Linked DNA regions of Homo sapiens: region 2 is linked to region 1. A link is an interaction called in ENCODE POLR2A ChIA-PET data of the cell type or tissue named here. Cell type or tissue: PC-3. All regions are shown on one strand. Each heading gives the region's core, and the rest is flanking DNA. Links, peaks and the distances in the headings are about the cores only. Region 1 overlaps TJP1 (tight junction protein 1). Region 2 has its middle 26 kb from the start of TJP1.

Region 1 (8,345 bases), core at 91-8,090:
TTAAATTTAGAAAAACCTAAGGACTCTACCAGAAAACTGTTAGAACTGAGGTTTAGTAAAATTGCAGGATGCAAAGTCAGCATATAAAAATCAGCAGCATTTCTGTATGCCAAGAGCAAACAATCTAGAAAATAAACCAAGAAAATAATCTTATTTCCAATAGCTACAAATAAAATAAAATAAAATACCTAGGAATAAACTTAACCAAAGAAGTGAAAGATTTCTACAATGAAAACTATAAAACACTGATGAAAGATATTGAAGACGGCACCAAAAAGTGGAAAGATACTCCATGGTCATGGATTCAGTATTGTTGGAATCAGTGTTGTTAAAATGTCCACACTACCCAAAGGAATTTACAGATTCATTGCAACCCTTGTCAAAACACCAATGACATTCTTCACAGAATTATGTTTTAGGGTTGGAAAAACAATCCTAAAATTTTTGTGGAACCACAAAGACCCAGAGTAGGCAAAGCAATCCTGGGCAAAAAGAACAAAACTGAAGGAATCACATTACATACATTATGTGACTTCAAATTATACTCCAGAGCTATAGCATGGTGCTGGCATAAAAACAGACACAGACCAGTGGAACAGAATAGAGAGCCCAGAAAAAAATCCACACATTTACCTCCAACTCATTTTCAACAAAGCCACTAAGAACATTGGGGAAAGGACAGTCTGCAATAAATGGTGCTGGGAAGACTGGACATCCACATGCAGAAGAATGAAACTGGACCCCTATTTCTTGCCGTATACTAAAACAAATCAAAATGGATTAAGCACCTGAAGTTATGAGACTACTAGAAGAAAACATTGGGAAACACTAAAGGTCATTGGTATGGGCTAAGGTTTCTTGAGTGTGACCTCCAAAGAACAGGCAACCACAACAAAATGGACAGTGGGATCACATCAAGCTCAAAGCTGCTGCACAACAAACAGTCAACAAAATGAAGAAACAACCCACAGAATGAAGAAAATATTTGCAGACTACCCAACTGATGAGATAATAACCAGAATATGTAAGGAGCTGAAACAACTCGATAGGAAAAAGAAATCCAATTTAAAAATGGGCAAAAGATCTGAAGCACAAGAGCTGAATAGATGTTTCTCAGGAAGACATATGGGTAAATGGTCAACAGGTATATGAAAAAATGGTCAACATCACTAATCAGATAAATACTAATCGAAAGTATAATGAAATATTTCATCCCAGTTAAAATGGCTTTTATCAAAAAGACAGGCAATAACAAATGCTAGTGAGCAGGCAGAAAAAAGAGAACTCTTATACGTTGTTGATAGGAATGTAAACCAGTACAGTCACTATGAAGAATAGCATGGAGGCCGGGCATGGTGGCTCACGCCTGTAATCCCAGCACTTTGGGAGGCCGAGGTGGGTGGGTCATGAAGTCAGGACATCGAGACCATCCTGGCTAACACGGTGAAACCAGCCGAGCGTGGTGGTGGGCGCCTGTAGTCCCAGCTACTCGCGAGGCTGAGGCAGGAGAATGGCGTGAACCTGGGAGGTGGAGCTTGGAGTGAGCCTAGATTGCTGCACTGCACTCCAACCTGGGCAACAGTGCCAGACTCTGTCTCAAAAAAAAAAAAAAAAAAAAAAAAAGAATATTATGGAGGCTCCTCAAAAACTGAAAATAGAGCAACCATATGATCCAGCATTTCCACTGCTGAGTATATATCCCAAAGAAAGGCCTGGGTGCGGTGGCTCATGCCTGTAATCCCAGCACTTTGGGAGGGCAAGGTGAGCGGATCACCTGAGGTCAGGAATTCAAGATCAGCCTGACCAAAATGGAGAAATCCCGTCTCTACTAAAATACAAAAAATTAGCCAAATGTGGTGGTGTGCACCTGTAGTCCCAGATACTCAGGAGGCTGAGGCAGGGGAATTGCTTCAACCCGGGAGGCAGAGATTGCAGTGAGCCGAAATCGCGCCATTGCACTCCAGCCTGGTGACAGAGTGAGACTCCGTCCAAAAAAAAAGGAAACGAGTATATCAAAGGGATAACTGCACTCCCATGTTTATTGCAGCATTATTCGTGATAGCCAAGTTATAGTATCAACATAAGTGTACATCAGTTGATGAAGGGATAAAGAAAATGTAAATATGTTCCATGGAATATTAGTCAACCATAAAAAATAATGAAATCCTGTCATTTGCAACAACATAAATGAGACTGGAGGACATTACGTTAAATGAAATAAGCCAGGCACAGAAAGACGAATACCACATTTTCTCACTCGTGGGAACTAAAAAAAAAAAAAAAAAGAAAAATGAACTCACGGAGACAGAGAGTAGAATGATGGTTACCAGAGACCGGGAAGGGTGGTAGGGAAGTAGGGATGGAAGACTTGGTTAATGGGTGCAAAAATATGGTTAGAAGGAGTAAGATACAGTGTTTAGTAGCACAATAGGGCAACTATCGTTAATTTATTGTGTATTTCACAGTAACTAGAAGAGTGGAATTGAAATGTTCGTAACAGCAAAGAAATGATAAATACTTGAGGTTATGAATATCCCAGTTACCCTGATTTAATCGTTACACATTATACTTGTATCAAAATGTATGATGTGGATCCCATAAATATATACAACTACTGTTTACTATAATAATTAAAAATAAAAACATTTTTAAAATCTTTGGACAATGAAAAAGTCTTGCCAGTGGGAGCTGAGTTATGCCAAAGCATAACTTAATTGACTTCATTCTCTGAGGCTACAGAATGGTACTTTCAACTGTCTTAGTTGTTTGGTGTTCTAAGATGATGCCGAATAAAATTTAGACTATCTAGAGCAGGATCAGCAAAGTATTTATATAAAGAGCCAGATAGTAAATAAGTATTTTAGGCTTTGCAGACCATAAATCTCTGTCAAAACTACTCAACCCTGCAGCCGTATTGTAGAAGCAACCATAGACAACAGGCAAACGAATGTGGCTGTATTCCAACTGTGGGCCATAGTGTGCTGACTGCTGATTAGAGCAGTGGCTCTCCAGGTTTTATTGTAAAGAGGGATCAACTGCACAGTCCCTGCCCATCAGAGATTCTTACTCAGTTTGTCTGGGCTGGGATCCCTAACACGTATTTTAAATAGGCTTCAGTTTGAAATGGAGGGCTATGGCCTCTGGCATCCCACTTTTAAGAAACACAGAGGAATCAGAAAGCTTGTTCTCTCTGAGGTGAGCAAGTGGGCTTTTGGCAGTGGTAGTAAGTGAAGGGGATAATTTGAAACTGTATTCTTTTGGCAATAACCTGGAGTATAGATACTCTGTATTGCCAAATAAAGACAAATCCATATTCTTTGACATCTGACAGTCAATTTTATGAAAGTTGGAGGTAATGTTATAAAAAAGCCATTTAATTGATGAGAACCTAACATTTTCTGCTATTTACTGTCTAGAATAATATATGCTTCATTCTTTCATTTGTATTTCCAGAAGATATTTTCTTCATCTTATATTTCTAGAAACCATTGAAACCCTATTCATTCTTAAAGACTAAGTAATTTTTTAGTGTTCTACTGTATGCCAAGCACTGTTGTACTCTTGTGGGCCCTGGAATTATATCAGAAAAAAACAGGCAGAATTTGCCTCCTCATGGATTCTGATCTCTCTACTGGTCCTCAGTGACAGTTGAATATGTACATCAGATAGTTGTTTACCCCATCTCCTACTACATTATAACTTTCACAAGGGTTGGAAATCTTAAGTCCGTTTTCTATCTCCTTAGTGCTTGGTACCTAGTTCTGCCCCAAAAAACTTAATTCCCTAGGACACTAACCATGTCGAATAAAGTCACTCTTGGGAGGTCTACAACAGCACCGCCCAGTAGCAGTATAATATAAACCACATATGTAAATTTAAATTTTTTAGTCTTCTTATTAAAAACTGTAAAAAAAAAGAAAAACAGGTGAAACTAACTTTATAATAGGTCTTATTTAGTATGCACAAAATATATTTCAACATGTGATAAGTTTAAAAATTGATGAGTTGATCTTACAAAATTGTTCACTTTTCAATGTCAGCACCTTTCAGGTAACACTAGCCATTTTTGAAGTGCTTAATAGTCACAAGTCTGATGCTTATCGTATTAGTGTAGGTGTGTAGCTTCAGATGGTAACCACATGTGTTCACCTCTCCTGCTGCTGTAACACACCCACACCTTTTTAGTTTTCAGATACTCGCCCTTAGAAAATGCATACATTTTTCTAATTCTTTGGGAAATGAAGTGAATTCCTCAGGAATGAGTTGCTCGTCGTTACTCTGCTTTTTCATTTTCTAAAATAGAATTATGTAAAAGATTAAATATTTGTATACTAAAGTATTAAAAGATGAGTATAGAAAGCAAGGAAACTAGTCAGGTAATTTTAAGGGTGAGCCAGTGAGTGTTTAAACTAGGGAGGTGATTGCATAAGAGGTAAACTTGGGATGGGGTGCCAAGGCAATGCACTGGAGGGAAGAACAGTCATTAACAGACCCAGGACAGCTGGTTAACCACATGCAAAATAATGAATTTGGACCCCTACCTCACAAGATTTACAAAAATTAAGTTTAAATGAACCATAGGTGTAAGTATAAGAGCTTAAACTCTAAACCTCTTTGAAGAAAACACAGGGATAATTATTCGTGACCTGGGTTAGGCAATGGTTTATTGGATATGATGTCAAAAGTATAAGCAACAAAAGGGAAAACAGATACATTGGACCCCATCAAAATTAGAAACTTTTGTGCTTCAAAGGACACCATCAAGAAAGTGAGAAGATATTCCACAGAATGGGAAAAGATACTTGCAAATCATACATCTGATAAGGGATTTGTTTCTAGAATATATAAAGAACTTTTATAACTGAACAATAAAAAGACAAATCAGTTGAAAAATAGCAAATGATTTGAATAGATACTTCCTCAAAGAAGATGTATGAATGTGCAATAAATGCATGAAAAGATGTTCAGTATCATTAGCCTTCAAGGAAATGTATATCAAAAAGTATAGTGAAATACCCCTTCACACCCACTAGGATGGCTGTACTCAGAAAGACAATAAAGGTTGGCAAGGATGTGGAGAAATTAAAACCTTTGTACATTGCTGATAGGACTGTAAAATGGTGCAGCTGCTGTAGAAAACAGTTTGAGAATTCCTCATAGAATTATTATGGGACATAGCAATTCCTCTCATAGGTATACACCCAAGAGAAATGAAAGCAAATGTCTACATAATAAGTTACACATGAGTGTTAATGGCACCATTATTCATAATAGATCTGGCTATATTAGCTGATGAATAATGAATAAACATGATATATACATAGAATGGAATATTATTTAGCAATAAAAAGAAATGAAGTACTGATACATGCCACAACATTGATGAACCTTGAAAACATTATGCTAACTGAAAGATGCCAGTCATAAAAGAACATATATTATGTGATTCCATTTATAAGAAGTATTCAGAATAGGTGAATAGAGAGTTATATTAGTGGTTGATGAGGCTAGGGGATTGAGAGATGATGGCTAAAGAATGCGGAGTTTCTTTTTAGGGTGGTGAAAATGTTATAAAATTTTGATGGGGTCCAATGTATGTGTTTTCTCTTTTGTTGCTTATACTTTTGACATCATATTCAGTAAGCTGTTGCCTAACTCAGGTCATGAAGATTTATTCCTGTGTTTTCTTCAAAGAGGTTTAGAGTTTAAGCTCTTATACTTAGACCTATGGTTCTTTAAACTTAATTTTTGTAGATGTTGTGAGGTAGGGGTCCAAATTCATTATTTTGCATGTGGTTAACCAGCTGTCCTGGCACCATCTGTAACCAGTGATGGTTACAACTGTGTACATACTAAAAACCATTGAATCATACACTTTAAAGAGTGAATTTATGATATATGAATTATATATCAGTAAAGTGATAAAAGGAATTTTATCGGTCAAGCAGCTCCAAACTGCTGTCTGATAAAGTATTTAAGCTGAAGCAAACATGTAATCTAAGATACACTCCCTTTATCTGGTAGAAGGCTATTGTTTGTACTTAGTACATTATAAGTTTTTCAGACCCTTCATTATATTTGTCTGTGAAGTAGGTGTTAACCATGTGAAGTAAGGTAAGTCTCAGAAAGGTCTAGTAAAATGCCCCTTAAGAGCGAGAACTTGAACCCAGGTTTGGACTCAGCATACAGTGCTCTTTCCATTTATATGTCACGTTTAATTTACAGTTTTTAAATGTGGCTGGCACAGTGGCTCACACCTGTAATTCCAGTACTTTGGGAGGCCAAGGCAGGAGCATCACTCTAGGCCAGGAGTTCAAGACCAGTGGAGGCAACATAGTGAGACCCTATCTCTACACACCCCCAAAAAATTTAGCCAGGCATGGTCGTGTCCACCTGTAGTCCCAGTTACTTCAGGAGGCTGAGGCGATAGGATCACTTGAACCCAGGAGTTTGAGGTTACAGTCAGCTGTGATTGCACCACTGCACTCCATTCTGGGCAACAGAGTGAGACCCTGTCTCTAAAAAACAAAAAGTTTATGGAACATAATTTCTGAAATTAAGAACTCATGTAATTCACATAAACTAAACAAAGGTCTCTCTATACATGCAATAAAGTAAATAAAATAAAGGGTAGGTAATTTGGCAATAGAGGAGCCAATGTTTGTTTAGAACATTGGTGGTGAGGCTAATTTTATAGAGAAAATGACAGTCTTAAAGAAGGGGACTTGGAGGTATTCTGTAAGAAGCTGGAAATAAGAAAATGGAACAGGAATGAGAAATGAAAACTATGATTTGGGTATCAGAACTAAAAGAATGAGAGTAAGAATAAACAGGAAGACACACACAATTTGACTAGCCAAGGGACATAACTGTTAAAAAACCGAATCAATCTGACAGTCATAGAAGATTGAACAGCATTTTGAGAACTACCAAGTTGGTAGAAAATCTGCAGTGCTTGGATCTTGTGACTTCTAATCTGTTTGGGCTTACCACTAACTAATTTTGAAAAGGCCTTTAAATCTCTTGGGATCCCCATGGAATCAAAGTATATTAAAGTTGATAACATTAAAATCTCTCTTATTCAGATGAGGGAACTCAAATCTGTGGAGGTCTTCCATAAGGTCATGATTGGCAAGTAGTATAGAGACACACAGGACCCAGGCCTGCTGACTTCAGCTGTAAGAAGGGAGCTGGAACAGACAATTGCTGAGGCTCCATCTGGTTTTCAAATTCTGTGATCTCAGTGGCCACTGTGAAAACAAATGGCTAGAACAGGTTCCATTGAATGTTCATTGAAATTCCATTGAAAGGTTAATAGGAAGAATAAGAGGAGAAAAGTAAGACTAGAATTAGTGAGGAAAGTTATAATTAGCGGATTGTACAAGCCTAATATGGAAAAATGGAAGAATAAAATAAAAGGCAACAAGTGGAATCCTTAAGTAGGTAATTGGGCATATTCAATAGGAACAGAGAGGAATCTTTGGAGAATAAATTAAGCAGTTATTTCTGAAACAGGAGCAACTTTCAGGAATTTTTTTTTAAGGAACCAAGAAATACTTTAACCAGTGGGTGGGCAGACCTTTTGTGTGAAAGGCCAGATTGTAAATAGCTTGACTTTGTGCACCACAAGGTCCCTGTTGGAACTGTTCAGTGCAAAAGCAGTCATAATTATATGTAAAGGAATGGGCATGGCTAGTGTCCAGTAAAACAGGACACATAACTGAAAAAATTCCAGGACCCTGTTTCCAAGTTCTAACATAAATTCAGTTGTCTAGCCAGGCGTAGACATATAAACACAGAAGTTATTGCTGCTCATGGTTGCTTAAGGTTTCAAAAGTTTGAAATACGGCAAGTCTTTGATGCTCTTTCTTCCATCCCCAGAAGCTAAAAGTTATCCTGTACATTTTCTCATGTAAACATACTTTTAAAAATCAACTGTCTTGGCAGAACTATACAATTTTTACGTTGAAGATAGATGAGAAAAAAATGGCACATTTTCCATTTCTTTTGAAAACCCCTTGGGAAGGTACCATGATAGTCTCTTAGTAAGTCTAATACAGAGAGCATATTATTGCCTCAGAGTAATCTACCTCTGTCAACTTTGATTACTGGAAACAGTAAAAATTTTTTTTTGCACATGCTATCATTTATTTCTCTGTTTTAAAATGGTTTTTACCATATCTAGATCATATAGCTGTTACATCATTTAACCCTTTAATCCTCGTTTAATCTTGGTGTTATAAATAAGTACAGTATATATGTGATGCTTATCACCAGTCCTATCCATGTATCTCGTCATTTTGATTGTCAGAATATTATTAGATTCCTTAGGATGAGATCATAAA
Region 2 (8,312 bases), core at 1-8,000, 60 kb before region 1:
CCTAGAGATACATCCAAGTTGTTGCATGTATCAATAGTTTGTTCTTTTTATTATTGAGTAATATTCCATGGGGTGAATACCACAGTTTAACCATTCACTTATTGAAGAACATCTGGGCTGATTCCAGTTTGGGGATATTATAATTAAGCTGCTATGAATATTTGTGTACAGGTTTTTGTGTGAACCTAAGTTTTTTTGTTTTTTTTTTTTGAGATGAAGTTTCGCTGTGGTTGCCCAGGCTGGAATGCAATGGCATGATCTCGGCTCACTGCAACCTCCGCCTCCCAGGTTCAAGCAATTCTCCTGCCTCAGCCTCCCGAGTAGCTGGGACTACAGGCATGCACCACATGCCTGGCTAATTTTGTATTTTTAGTAGAGACGGGGTTTCTCCATTTTGAGGCTGGTCTCAAACTCCTAACCTCAGGTGATCCGCCCACCTCGGCCTCCCAAAGTGTGGGATTACAGGCGTGAGCCACCATGCCCGGCCCTAAGTTTTTATTTTGCTGGGATAAATGCCTAAGAGTGCAATTGCTGGGTATGGTAATTGCGTGTTTTGGATTTTAAGAAACTGCTAAACTGTTTTCCAGAGTGGCTGTACTATATCACATTCCCAGCAATGTACAAGTGATCCAATTTTTTCACATCCTCTCCACACTTGGTGCTGTCACCAAATAGGTATGACACTGACAGGTATGCAGTGATGTCTCATTGTGGTTTTAATTGGCGTTTCTCTGAGGAATAATGATGTTGAATGTCTTTTTGTGGTCCATTAGCCATCGGAATATCCTGTTCAATGAAATGTCTGTCTTTTGTTCATTTTTTACTTGGGCTGTTTGTTTTTTTACAGTTGAATTTTAAGACTTCATTGTATATTCTAGTCCTTTGTCAGATATGTGGTTTACAAATATTTTCTTTCATTCTGTAGCTTGTCTTTTCATCCTCATCACAGCTCTTTAGCAGAACAAAAAATTTTTAATTTTGATGATGTCCAGTTTATCAATATTTCCTTTTGGGAACTGTCCTTTTAGTGTCAGGTCTAAGAAATTTTTGCCTAGCTTGAGAGCTCAAAGATTTTCTCATTTTTTACCTTAAAAGTTTTATAATTTTATAATACTTAAGTGTCATACATTTTGAGTTAACTTTCATATAAGGCATGAGGTTTAGATCCAGGGTCATTTTTTTTTGCCTGTGATTGTCCAGGTGCTGTAGCACCATTTATCCAAAAGGCTATCCTTCTACTGAATTGCTGTTGCACCTTTATGAAAAAAGAGTTGGACATATATGATATAGGTAGAAGGCAGATGCCACCATGCCTGGCTCCCAGGCATATTTGCATAGGATTATTTCTGGGTTCCACTGATCTTTATATGTATCCCTTTGCCAATACTACATAGTCTTAATCATAGCTATATAATAAGTCCTGAAATCCAGAAGACTGATTTCTTCCATTTTATTTTTTTCAAAATTGTTTTAGCTAATCTAATTTCTTTTCCTTTCCATATAAGCTTTAGAATAGTCTTGTCTATATCTACAAATATCTTGCAAGGATTTTTATTGGCGTTGTTCTTCTTTAAATGTTTGGTAGAATTCTCTAGTGAAACCATCTGGCCCTGGAAACTTATCTTTTGGGAGTTTTTAAATTAGATATTGGTTTTTTAAATTGGTAATAGGGCTATTCAGATTGCCTGTTTCATCCGTGTTGGCTATTTGTGGTTTTTGAGGTATTTGCCCATTTCTTCTGAGTTATCAAATTTCAGAGTATAAAATTGCCTATAGTATTTGGTTATTATACTAATAACGACTGTAGGGTCTGTAGTGATATCCCTTATTTTAGTCTTAATATTTTTTATGTTTCCTTGCTTTTTGTTTCTGTCAGTCTTGCTAGAGGTTTATCAATTTTATTGTTTTTTCCCTAAAGAGCTGGTCTTTTCTATAATTTATTTTATTTTTAAAATTTTTATTTTATATGTATTTTTTGAGGCAGAGTCTCACTCTGTTGCCCAGGCTGGAATGCAGTGGCACAGTCTTGGCTCACTGCAACCTCTGCCGCCTGGATTCAAGTGATTTTCCTGCCTCAGCCTCCCAAGTATCTGGAATTACGGGCACATGCCAGGATGCCCAGCTAATTTTTGTATTTTTAGTAGAGACAGCGTTTCACCATATTGGCCAGGCTGATCTCAAACTACTGGCCTCAAGTGATTCACCTACCTCGGCCTCCCAAAGTGCTAGGATTACAGGCGTGAGCCACTGTGCCCAGCCTATATTTTATTTTATTACTTATTTGTTTTTTCTCATAGAGACAGGGTTTTGCTCTGTTACCCCCCGGGCTGGTCTCTACCTCCTGGGCTCAAACAATCTGCCCACCTCAGCCTCCCAAAGTGCTGGGATTGCAGGTGTGAGCCACTGTGCCCAGCCTATTTCATTATTTATTTATTTATTGCTATATAACAAAAGTTGGTGGCTTAAAACAATAAACATTTGGCTGGGCGCGGTGGCTCATGCCTGTAATCCCAGCACTTTGGGAGGCCAAGGTGGGCGGATCACGAGGTCAGGAGTTCAAGACCAGCCTGGCCAACATGATGAAACCCTGTCTCTACTAAAAATACAAAAATTAGCTGGGCATGGTGGCGTGTGCCTGTAATCCCAGCTACTTGGGTGGCTGAGGCAGGAGAATTGCTTAAACCAGGACCTGGGAGGCGGAGCTTGCAGTGAGCCGAGATTGCGCCACTACACTCCAGCCTGGGCTACAGAGTGAGACTCCGTATCAAACAAAAACAAACAAAAATAAACATTTATTATTTCACAAAGTCTCTAAAATAATATTCCTCACAATAAATAGGACTCTAGAAGCAGCTTAGTTGAGGGGGTTCTGGTTCAGCACTTCTTGTGAAGTTGCAGTCAAGACGTCAGCCAGAACTACAGGCACCTATACTTAAGTGTCATACGTTTTTGAGTTAATTTTTGTATAAGGTGTGAGGTTTAGATCCAGGGTCCATCCAAGGCTAGAGGATCTGCTCTCAGGTTAACTCCAGCACATGGCTGCTGGCAGGAGGCCTCAGTTCTTCCCCACATAGACCACTCCAGGGTGCTGCTTGAATGCCCTCATGACAGAGCATCTGGCTTTCCCCAGAGCGAGTGATCCAAGAGAGAACAAGGAACCCACAGGGCCATGCATGACCAAATCTGCAGGACACGCCATCACTTCTGCCTTATTCTGTTTGTTAGAAGTGAGTCACTAATGGCCAGGCGTGGTGGTTCGCGTCTACAATCCCAGCACTTTGGAAGACCGAGGTAGGTGGATCACTTAAGCCCAGGAATTCAAGACCAGCCTGGACAATATGAGACCTTGTCTCTTTTTTTTTTTTTTTTGAGACGGAGTCCTCTCTGTTGCCCAGGCTGGAGTACAGTGGCACGATCTCAGCTCATTGCAACCTCCGAACCTCCGACTCCCGGGTTCAAGCAATTCTCCTGCCTCAGCCTCCTGAGTAGCTAGGATTACAGGCACATGCCACTATGCCCAGCTAATTTTTTTGTATTTTTAGTAGAGAGCATTTTGTCATATTGGTAAGGCTGGTATCAAATTGCTGACCTCAGGTGATCATCCCACCTCAGCCTCCCAAAATGTTGGGATTACAGGTATGAGTCACCATGCCTGGTCTTTTTTTTTTTTTTTTAAATAAAATTTGTTTTTAAAAAGAAGTGAGTCACTAAGCCCACATTAAAACAGTGGGGGGTGCGGGGTGAGTGGAATAAACTCCACTTGCTGAGTATCTAAGACTTTGTAAATATATGTTTTAAAACCAGCATACCATACATGTGGCTGTGTACAAACAATGTAGTAATACTATTAAAACAAACATACATGTAACTATAACACAAAATGAAATGTGGCAAATATAAGAAAGGTAGAAGTGCTGTATGTAGATTTCGTGAAGAAAATTATTTTTTAGCCAAGGGTCAAGCCTACTAGTTATTCAACAAAACCTACTCAAAACATTAATTTTAATGTAATTAAATTTAAAGTTTCATTTTGGTTCTACTCTTTTTTTCTCTTGTTTATAAGATATGTTTCAGAGATGTTACATTATCATTTAGAAGTCTTTACTGATGATATGTCAGCAAGTTATTATATATTCTATTTATCTTATGTGAAAAAGAGTATTTTATAAAAACGTAGCACCATCAGTTCTCCATATATTTAAAAAAAACCACAGAAAATAATATGTTGGGATAATAGTTTCTTTTTTTTTTTATTTTGAGATGGAGTCTCACTCTGTCGCCAGGCTGGTGTTCAGTGGTGTGATCTCGGCTCACTGCAACCTCCGCCTCCCTGGTTCAAATGATTCTCCTGCCTCAGCCTCCCAAGTAGCTGGGACTACAGGCACATGCCACCATGCCCAGCTAATTTTTGTATTTTTAGTAGAGATGGGGTTTCACCATGTTGGCCAGATGGTCTCAATCTCTTGACCTTGTGATCCGCTCGCCTTGGCTTCCCAAAGTGCTGGAATTACAGGCGTGAGCCACCATGCCCAGCCAATAGTTTCTGCATTATCTATACTGAAAGTTTTATTTTTAAATTTGTCTCTAGTCAACTTCCTCTGTTACTACTATAAAATGTATCAGGCTGTCTACATAGATAATATCTAGAAATAGAGTTTTCAGCATTTTAAGATATGCTTAATATAACTGATACTTAAAATATAAATGTTCATATGCACCAAACACCATAGCCTCAAAAATGCACAAAACAAAAATTGATAAAGCTGTAAAGAGACCTAGACAAGCCCACAATTATAGTTGAGGATCACAGCACCCTCTCAGCAACTGAGAAATACTAAATAGTAAATCAGCAAGGGGAAAGAAGATCTGAACAACACAATCTAAGAGGATCTGATTAACATCTGCAGAACAGTAACCCAACCCTCAGCAGAAACTTTTTTTTTTTCAAGCACTCATGGAACATTCACCAAGAAAGACCATATTTGATCATATCTTGGGTCATAAAACATGCCTCAGGAAATTTAAAATAACTGTAATCATGTGAGTATGTTCTCTGCCACAATGAAATCAAACTAGGAAACAGTAACAGAAACACAACAGGAAAAAGCTTTAAACGTGGAAATAAAACAACACTTCTAAATAATCAATGGGTCAAAGAGAAAGTTTTCTCAAAGAAAATGTAAAAATACACATAATTGGAAATAAAAACATATGTTGAAAACATATTCAAAATATGTGGGATGCAGCCATAGCAGTGAATCAGAGGGAAATGAATAGCACTAACCGCTTACTCTATTTTTTATTTATGTTATTTTTATTTTTATTTTTTTGAGACAGAGTCTAGCTCTGTCACCCAGGCTGGAGTGCAGTAGCGCGATCTCTGCTCACTGCAACCTCCGCCTCCCGGGTTCACACCATTCTCCTACCTCAGCCTCCCGAGCAGCTGGGACTACAGGCACGCACCACCTCGCCCGGCTAATTTTTTGTATTTTTAGTAGAGATGAGATTTCACCTTGTTAGCTAGGATGGTTTCAATCTCCTGACCTCGTGATCCGCCCACCTCAGCCTCGCAAAGTGCTGGGATTACAGGCGTGAGCCACTGGGCCCAGCCCAAGTGCTTACTTTAAAAGTGTAGAGTGGCATCAAATCAGTAACCTAATTTACTACCTCAAGAACCTAGAAAAAGGAGAGCAAAATCAGCCAAAGCAAGCAAAAGAAGGGAATAATAAAGAGCAGAAATTAATAGAATTAAAAATAGGAAAACAAAAGAAAAAAGCAAAAAATCAAAAGGCTGGTTCTTGGCTGGGCATCATGCAAAACTCGTCTCTACAAAAAAATACAAAAATTAGCTGGGTGTGGTGGTGCGCACCTGTGGTCCCAGCTACTCTGGAAGCTGAGAGGAAAAGATTGCTTGAGCCCAGGAGTTTGAGGCTGCAGTGAGCCGTGATCATGCCACTGTACTCCAGCCTGGGTGACAGAGCAAGACCCCGTCTCAAAAAAATTAAATAAACAAGTAAACAAAAGTAAACTATGTATCGTTTTGTACTATGTTGCTTTGCATATAGTAAGTGTTCAATAAATATTTACTGATTTCTTCCAAACATTACTTGAATCAGGCATTGATATGTATTCAGACCATTTTCCTTGATCTCAGCCCTTGTTTTCTTTCTTTCTTTCTTTTTTTTCTTTGAGACGGAGTCCCGCTTTGTTGCCCAGGCTGGAGTGCAGTGGCACCATCTCGGCTCACTGCAAGCTCCACCTCCCAGGTTCACACCATTCTCCTGCCGCAGCCTCCTGAGTAGCTGGGACTACAGGCACCCGCCACCAGGCCCGGCTAACTTTTTTGTATTTTTAGTAGAGATGGGGTTGCACCATGTCAGCCAGGATGGTCTCGATCTCCTGACCTCGTGATCCGCCCGCCTCGGCCTCCCAAAGTGCTGGGATTACAGACGTGAGCCACCGCATCAGGCCCCTTGTTTTCTTTTGTAGGGCTGATATGTTGACCCCTGGCTCTTTAAGATTTCCACTGCTCCAATTTACCTGGACCTCCCTAACCTCTTCAATATGTCTAGAATGAGTGAATAAACTGATCATTTTGCTCTCTCTGCTTGTCATTTCCCCCTTTTATCCAGGTCTCCCTTCTCTTGTGTGTAACTCCCTGATATCAAATCAGCAAGTGAATAGAGAAGTAGTTATTAACCGAAAGCTTTCTAATGTGCCATGTCAGGCACTGGTGGAGAAGGCAATGAAAGGCGCAGCATAGGTGCAGGGCCTGAGCTGGGAAGGAGCATGGTGCCATCCTAGAACTGGGGGGACCCTCACTGGGGCTATCGCAGTGAATGGAAAGACATTGGACAAGCCTGGGAGGAAGGTCTGATCTGCAGGAGCTGTAGGCCATATTAAGGATGTGGGCTTCAGTTTTGCAGGATTATAAGCAGGAGAGGTTATGGTGATGGGTCTCTTAAAGATCAGTTGAGTGCAGTGTAGAGAATGCATTGGAGGGGTCAGGAGGCAAGAGAAGAAAGACGCAAAGATAGGAGTTAAGTGTGTGTGGTTAGGAGGTGTGAGTGCAGTGAGTTGGGGGAGGAGGCAGTTTGGGATGATGGAGAAGTCCCTTGTGTGCCCATGCATATGTGTAGCTGAGAGGGAATGGAGATAAGACTGGGAATTGAGAAGCTCATGGTAATCCATGTGAATGTTGACCTCCCCCTGGCCACTGGTGAGCCAGCACTCTCTGCTGCCTTGTAATAGAATAGTGAAAACTATGTTAGATTATTAGTACAACTTTTTAATTTAATTTTATTTATTTATTGAGATGGAGTCTCGCCCTGTCACCAGGCTGGAGTGCAGTGGCGCTATATCAGCTCACTATAAGCTCCGCCTCCCGGTTTCACGCCATTCTCCTGCCTCAGCCTCCCGACAGCTGGGGCTACAGGCGCCTGCCACCACGCCCGGCTAATTTTTGTTTTTTTTCAGTAGAGATGGGGTTTCACCATGTTGGCCAGATGGTCTCGATCTCTTGCCCTCGTGATCTGCCCGCCTCTGCCTCCCAAAGTGCTGGGATTACAGGTGTGATCCTCTGCGCCCAGCCAGTACAATTTATTTTGTAAATTGACATTTGTCTTCTTTATTTTGCTTGACTTTTTATGTGTGTCTTCTTGTCACTCCACCTATATTGTTATCTCCTCACAAACCTGCTGGAGTCCTGGGAGGTTTCGTATTTCCTTTTGTATCTCTGGGGCTTCCATTCCTCTGGATTTCCTGGGATGAATAGTCAGTTTAAGCTGGAAAATCCATCTTTGAATTAATCCCAGCATCTGTTTAGAGTTTAGGGAAGAGAGAGGAAGAGACATAGCCTGACCAATATTGTCTTTATCCTTTCTTATTTTTAGGGTCATTTTAGTGAGATTTAGGAGAGGATATAAATATTTGTGCAAATTCTCATCTTAAACTTAAGACCTTATTAAAACATTAAAAACTGCTTTAGCATACTTTGTTTGAGGGCTTGGGAGTATCCATTTTGGTCATTTTTCTGTTATCATCTTCTTAGCCTAACAATAGCATTTGACACAGGTCACGGTCAATCAGTTCCTTTTTCAAACATGTTCTGCAGTTGGCTTCCAAGATGCCATACTCTGTCTTACTGTCCACTCAAACTTAGTCACCATTGCCACTTCTCCCAAACCTCTTACCATTGGCATGCCCAAAGCCTGGTCTTGGATCTCTTCTTGGTATCTGCACCCTGCTTTGTGAGCTAGCCCCTCCTCATGGCTTCAAATAGCATCTTAAATTGATGATTATTTGTACCTCCA

What was found. ChIA-PET counts read pairs that join two places held together with the same protein. Peaks named below come from ENCODE experiments on the same cell type or tissue, not always from the same donor. Only the 100,000 strongest peaks of a DNase experiment are listed, where the experiment ranks them.
Region 2: POLR2A ChIA-PET joins it to region 1 with 9 read pairs; 2 of 35 experiments call an interaction of 5 or more read pairs at or near these places.

The regions. Positions count from the first base shown.
Region 1 is chr15:29,784,692-29,793,036 of GRCh38, reverse strand. The region is part of intron 2 of TJP1 (tight junction protein 1); the gene reads left to right. Among named protein-coding and RNA genes, the nearest start is that of TJP1, 34 kb to the left of the region's middle. In PC-3, for the core only: no CTCF peak of the experiment used is centred there; no DNase peak of the experiment used is centred there.
Region 2 is chr15:29,844,803-29,853,114 of GRCh38, reverse strand. It overlaps a transcript of TJP1 not described here. Among named protein-coding and RNA genes, the nearest start is that of TJP1, 26 kb to the right of the region's middle. In PC-3, for the core only: no CTCF peak of the experiment used is centred there; DNase peaks (open chromatin) are centred at 704, 3,234 and 3,604; H3K4me3 peaks cover 331 bases; H3K27ac peaks cover 3,929 bases.